Linked DNA regions of Homo sapiens: region 2 is linked to region 1. A link is a contact called in ENCODE Hi-C or POLR2A ChIA-PET data. All regions are on one chromosome and are shown on one strand. The core of a region is the stretch at or near the end of the contact, and the rest is flanking DNA. Distances in the headings are between cores, read along the strand shown.

Evidence for each region. A loop is a pair of places that touch in the nucleus more often than their neighbours do. ChIA-PET counts read pairs that join two places held with the same protein, here RNA polymerase II (POLR2A). Pooled maps may share reads with other maps.
Region 2: a map of dorsolateral prefrontal cortex shows a loop between it and region 1 (11-fold over the local background). The contact joins the enhancer-like site here to the promoter of CPMER in region 1. A Hi-C loop is called at or near these places in 5 of 168 maps with a recorded cell type or tissue (dorsolateral prefrontal cortex, gastrocnemius medialis, psoas muscle and 1 more) and 4 of 50 pooled maps. POLR2A ChIA-PET finds 5 or more read pairs at or near these places in 1 of 52 experiments (MCF 10A).

What each region holds. Positions count from the first base shown.
Region 1 is chr22:27,713,570-27,716,749 of GRCh38, forward strand. It overlaps CPMER (cytoplasmic mesoderm regulator), which reads right to left and starts at 1,401. Exons shown (of 5, transcript NR_186699.1): 1 at 1,312-1,401.
Region 2 is chr22:27,641,057-27,644,495 of GRCh38, forward strand. No RefSeq gene overlaps it. Among named protein-coding and RNA genes, the nearest start is that of CPMER, 72 kb to the right of the region's middle. RefSeq lists an enhancer at 932-1,865. Within about 2 kb of position 1,260, at least 3 of the 41 ENCODE cell types and tissues checked have a DNase peak (open chromatin) inside an H3K27ac peak, as active enhancers do; they include dorsolateral prefrontal cortex, gastrocnemius medialis and psoas muscle, where a contact is called at or near this core.

The sequences.
Region 1 (3,180 bases), core at 151-2,650:
TCTTAGCAACGAGAAATCCTGTGTGAAGGGGTGGAGAGAAATTCCTGGGAGGAGCAAAGGAGCAACATGCCTCCAGAATACACAGGGAAGAGGGGAGGCTCCAAGCGCAGCAGGGACCTTACAGATCATGCTAAAGAGCTCAGGCTTTGGAGTGGAGCATGGGGGAGCTATGGGAGGGCTTTGAGCAAGGGAGTGGCCTGATTTAGATTTGGGCTTAAGAAAAACCTCTCTAGCCACTATCAGATAGCTTAGAAGGAGAAATCCCGGAGGATGTTAGCATCAATCAGGTGAGTGATACTGGGGGCTGAGACTGATGCCAGAGATTTCAGAAGCAAAATCAAAAAGCTTGGCAGCTTTTGGAGTCAGATGGAAGGCAGCGTGGAGAAGGGGGCCCAGGGAAAGAAATAGGAAGCTCAAGTTCAAGGCCTGGCCTTCTGGGGCTGGGGTGCAGTTTCCTCTTCGGAAAATGGGACTTCATAATGTCTGCCCTGCTAAACTCAGAGAGTTGGCATGAAAAGCAAGTGATAGGATGACTGGGAAAATGCCTTGAATTGTATACAGCAGGGTCGGCAAAGGTTCCCTGTAAAGAGCCAGACAGTAACTACTTTAGGCTTTGTGAGCCATAAGTTCTCTGTCCCTCCTACCACTCAACTCTGCACCACAGACCATACATAAACACGTGGGTGTGGCCGTATTCCAATCAAACTTTATTAGCCCGGGGGTTGTGGTTTGCCAACCCGATTTAAGGCGATATGCAAATACCACCACTTTCTTCTGAGCACTCCTGATATCTCTTCTCTCTTGGCCCTGATTTCTTCCTATTTGTTCTGTCTCCAAAGATCACAGCCCAGAGAAAAAGAAAGTACACTTGGCCCTCCATATATGTGGGTTCCACATCCATGGACTCAACAAACCAGAGTGAAAATATTTGGAAAAAATAAAATGGATGGTTGTGCCTGTACTGAACATGACTTTTTTCCTTGTCATTATTCCCTAAACAATACAGTATAACAACTCTTCACATAGCATTTACATTGTATTGGTATTATAACTAGTTTAGAAATGATTTAAAGTATGTGGGAGGATATGCGTAGGTTATATGCAGATAATACTCCCTTTGTATATAAAGGACTTGAGCATCTGTGGATTTTCATACCCATGTGGTATCCTGGCACAAATTCCCCCTGGATGCTGAGGGATGACTCTACTTCTCCCTAGGTACTCATTGTATAAATGAGGAAACTAGATGAGAGTGAGAAGACCTACACTTAGTAGGTGGTTTTTAACTACTTATTGGTTGAATGAATGTACCTTAGGAGATCCAATCCATGAATAGCATTCATGCCCCAAATGGCCAATCTTATATTCGTGGCAGACATCACAAATCAATCCCAGCATGCTTCTCCGTGGAGCATTGATTCGGCTTCTAAATTCTCAAGTCAACGTTCCAAGTAGTCACCTTCTATTGAGATCAGCACATAAGAAGAAATGCAAACTAGTTCAACCCTTCTATTTTGTAGATGAGGAAATGGAGGCAAAATAAGGTGTCATGGGGGGTCTGGGTGGACCAGCTGGTGCCCTCTGGCTGCCTGTTTCATCCAGCCTGTCCAGAAGCTCCAGAGAAGCCCTCGTCCAGCTGGGAAGGCAGGGGGTGCCAGAGAGAAGCACAGCTGGACAGCTGGCATGGGCTCATCCCAGCGCCTCCCTGCCCAGCCACACTGCGATCGGCTCTGGCGGTGTCCCTTCTGTCCCCCACCCGCCTGCTCCCCACAGCTGCTCTTTTGAAAGCCCTGCATGGGAAGCTGTTGATGCGTCTCTCTGTTCCCTTTTCAGACCATTGTCCCCTCGCTGGCGCCAGCCGTGTTCTTCTCTTGGCTGCTTAATTAACAGTATTATTAAAGCCTAGAGGAAAGAGTCACCCAGATCCTCCCTCAAAGCCACTCATGCTTGGGAAGAGGAGCTGCAGGCAGACAGGAAGCAGGGGCTGGTGCCAGGAGATGCCCCCTCCCCGCCTCCAGGGCCCTTCACTTGCCAATGCCCAGTCGAACCACTTTTCCCCACCTTCCTGGGGCAGCCATTGAGGGCCTGGGAGGGAAGAGGCAGGGAGGAGGTGACTTGCAGCAAGCTTGTCTGGAAATACCCAGATCTGGTTGATAAACCCTGCTCTCAGCAATGGGTGCCAGTCTTCGGGGAGAGGAGCTAGTCCCCCAGCCCTGGGATCAGCTCAGAACTCAACAGTCACATCCTCACTACCTCCATGCAGAGAAGAAGCAGAAGCAGTAGCGGGAAAACATGTCCAGTAGCTGTGTGACCTTGGGCCAAACCATCGCTGTCTCTGTGCTCAATTTCTCCTGTGTAAAAAGTGCTTCTAATGCACCTAGTCCGGTGCTAAGCACTTCATGTGCATTATCTTACCTATTCCTTGTTCCAGTAATCTACTGCTGTATTACAGATTACCCCAAAACATGGTGCCTTAAAGCAACAACAATCATAATCTGTAATTTATGCAGGGTGCAGCGGGATAGCTCATCTCAGCTCCACATGGCATCAGCTGAGACAACTTAACTGTGGGGCAGAGAACCCACCTCCAAAATAGCTCACTCACATGATTGGCAAATTGGTTTTAGCTGTTAGCTGGGAGCTCAGCAGGAGCTATCCACTGGGGGCATGGGGGTGGGTCTCCATTCCTCTCCATGGGCTTCTTGGGCTTCCTCACAACATGGCAGCCAGGTTCTGGGAAGGAGTAACTTAGGAGAACCAGGCACAAGTGCATGGCATTGTCATGACCTAACCTCAGAAGTCATAGCATCACCTCCATGCTACTCTGCTGATTGAGGCAATTCAAATGCCCACCCAAGTTCAAGGAGAGGGAACTTCCACTCAACTTCTTGATGAGAAAATGGTGAGATTCTACAAGGGCATAAGGAATGAGAGATGTGGTTATGACCATCTTTGAAAAACACAATCTGCCACATTCTTCAAAACAACTGGAAGGTCAGTGCAATTATTATTTCCATTTTACAGATTAGGAAACTAAGAATTTAAGTCATTCAGAGAAGTTAAGTAATTTACCCAAAGCCACACAGCTTTGTGGCTGAGCAGGGTTGTGAACATATGCAGCCTGACTTCAAAACATAGGGTTTTTCAAACTTTTTTTTTTTAGCTGCAAAACATATCCTC
Region 2 (3,439 bases), core at 10-2,509, 73 kb before region 1:
AATGTTTTCAAGGTACATTCATGTTGTAGCATGTATCAGAACTTCATTCCTTTATATGGCTGAACAAGATTCCATTGTATGGATATGCCACATTTTGTTTATCCATTTATCCGTAGATAGACACCTAGGCTGTTTCCACAGCTTGCCTACTATGAATAATGCTGCTACAAGCACGGGTGTACAAGTATCTGTTCAAGTATCTGTTTACAATTCCTTTGGGCATATTCCCAGGAGTGGTATTGCTGGGTCATACGGCAAATCTATGTTTAGCTTTTTAAGGAACCACCAAAAAGCAGCTACACCAAGAGTCTGAGGCCCACTGGTTCAAAGTCCAGACTGTGTGAAGGTTCAGGGACTGCCGCTTGACCTAGCCCTCATCACCTCTTGCCTGGACCTTTCCAGTAGACTCCTGGCTACCCCCTGCCTCTGCCTCAGCTCCTCCAGTGGCTCCTCACAGCCAGGAGATCATCTGCAGCTCTTCAAAGCCACCTCCCTGGATAAAATCAGCAGACACTGTGCCCTCCGTGGGCCCCTCCTGTCCCCTGTGAGGCCCCACAGCCATCTCCACCCATGCACCCCAGCACTTACCACGGGTGCCAAGTCATCTACAGACTCCCTCTATTGGTGGGCTCCTTGAGGCTAGAGACCATGTCTAATTTATGTCTCGTCATGGTCTTGAATAGAAAAGGTCCTTGGTAAATAAGTGTGTTGCATAGATGAAGAAACCGGGGCTGAGAGAGGAAATTGACCTGCCTGAGGACCCGGAGCTGGGAAGTGAAGGACCTGATTCAATAAGATGGCAGGTGTCAAGTAGGTGTTCAAAATTATTAAGCACCAGTTCTCTTCCCACCTCTTACCTTGGGGAGTCAAAACACCCCTGGGTCCAGACCAAGCCCTACTTCTAACTCGCTGTGTGACCTCAAGCAAGGCAGTTGCCCTCTCCGGGACTCAGTTTCCAATTTGTGATCGGGACGATCTCTTTGGGTTGGAATTTGAGGCCTCTATGGCCACACCACCGTCACCACCCCCTCCCCCAGCAGATTCCTCAGGGCTCAGCTGGACCCCTCAGCCAGCCCCTCCTGCCCACAGGTAATTAGAGGAACACAGCAGGGGTCGAGGGCAGGGGGAGGCCCCAGCAGGCGGCTCCTTCCTCTGAAAGGGGCCCCTCAACGCTGCCTGCCCAGCTCCTGCTGCGAGAACAAAAGGCCTTGTGGACGTTCAAAGCAAGGCGCCGGGCGGGAGGCCAGCGTGGGCGGCCGCAGAGATGGCCACGGGGCTCGTGGCGGGGATGGCCGGCGACTGGAAGCTGTCCCCATCCATCAGTCAGCAGTGACAGCTCCCGGGGACCTGCAGCCCCCCCTCGGCCCTGCCAGCTGACCGTCCGGCTGCAGCAGGCCTCCCTCGCCTGCCTGGTGGCTCCAGCCTGATGACCTGAATAATGGATCTGCCTTGAGCGTCCCGTCACAGTGACAGACACATCTCTGATCCAGGCTTCTCGCTTTACCTTCTCAGCCACATCCCTGGCCAGCGGCCCCCAATGTGGAGAGAGAGATGCAGCACATGTCACCCTCATTCTGATGGGCCATGGATACCAAGCCAGCGTGGCCAGGGTCACAGTGGCCTGGGAAGTCCAGGAGTTTACAAGAGCTTGACCTTATCTGCTACCAACTCGCTGGGTGATCCTGGGCAAGTCCTGGTCCTTCTCTGGGCCTCACTTTCCCCTCTTGTGAAGTGAAGGCGTCATCACCAAACTCTGATATGTGAGTTCTGTGATGCTCAAGTCCCCAGGAAGACATGGAGAGGCAGTGGCGAGATGGAGCAGGGCAGACCTGGTTCCAAATCTGGCCTCTGCTTTCCCTTGTTGCGTGCACTGGGCAAGTTACTTAATGCCTCTGAGAGCCCCTGATCCTCTTCCTCCTCTTCCTCCTTGGTGTATAATGAAAACCATCTTCCCACTTCAAGGGATAATTGTGAAGGTGAAATGAGCTTATATCTGCAAAGCACTCAGCCCAGAGCCTGGCATGGTGCAAGCACTCTGTCAAAGTATCACTTACTGAGCATCTACAATAGTCTGTGCCATGCTAGGCTAGGTTATAGCCATAAATGAGATCAAGAAACTGCCCAGAGGTGGGACACAGTGGCTGACGCCTGTAATCCCAGCACTTTGTGGGGCTGAGGCTGGTGGATCACTTGAGCCTAGGAGTTGAAGACCAGCCTGGGCAACATGGTGAAACCTGGTCTCTACAAAAAAATCAAAAAATTAGCTGAGCATGGTGGTGCATGCCTGCAGTCCCAGCTATTCAGGATGCTGAAATGGAAGGATCGCTTGAGCCCAGGAAGGTTGAAGCTGTATTGAGCTATGATCATACCACTACACTGAGAGACAGAGCAAGACCCTAACTCAAAAAAAAAAAACAAGAGAGAAAAGAAAGGAGGAAAGGATCCAGGAAGGGTCTGAGAGGCAGCCTTGGAGATGAGACTGGAAAAGCATTCTGGACAGAGGGAACAGCTGGTGTGAATGCTTAGAGGCAGGACCATGCTGAGGGTGTTTAAGGGATATAATGAGAACACTCTGATGGAGCAGAGCTATGGAGAGAGAGGGACCAGGCAGTGCAGTGGCGACGCTCAGAGTGTCCAGGTTGGCATTCCAGCTGTCCCTTCCTAGTCGAGTGGCCTTAGGGAACCTGCTTAACCTCCCTGTTCTCCGGGCCTGTGTCTGCTACGTGAGAACAATCCTGGAGTCTACCTTTTATCATATGAGGATGGAAAGGAGGTGGTGGGCTAATGTGACTGGAATGATCCTACATGAAAGAAGCCCTCAGTCCCCGGAGCTATTTTTTTTTCAACATCATCATCGTCGTCATTGTAGACCATGTTGGGCAATTTGACAGATAGTATTGGCTTTCTGTCGCCAGGTGCTTTTCTTTTAGAAAACACTGGAGTCCAGGGGTGTCGACTGGTATAAGAAAGTTCCTACAGCTTGGGTGGTAAGAGAAAAAAAAATTGGAAACAACCTAAGTGTCCATCACCGGAAAGATGACTCAATGAGTAGTGACATATTCATACTGCGGAATAGTCTATCGCAGTGACAGTGTGTCAACTGGAGCGTCACGTATCAACAAGGATCAGTCTCAAAATAGGATGTCGAGCCAAAAAAGCAATCACAGAATATGCATATGGGATGCTTGCATTTATAGAAAGTTTTAAAACCTGCCAAGCCGCACAGTATACCTTTTATGGATACACGCGTAGGTAGTGTATCCGTAAAGTACAGGCCAGGCGTGGAAATGGTATGAAGTAATTCAGGATCTCAGTTCAGTAGGGCACTGACTACCCCACTGCTCTCTTTTGCTGCCTCTGCCTTATTTTTATTGTTATTCTGGCATATTATATATTTTAGCCTACTCTGTTTATCCTTCGTCATCCTTCTGCTCTGGTG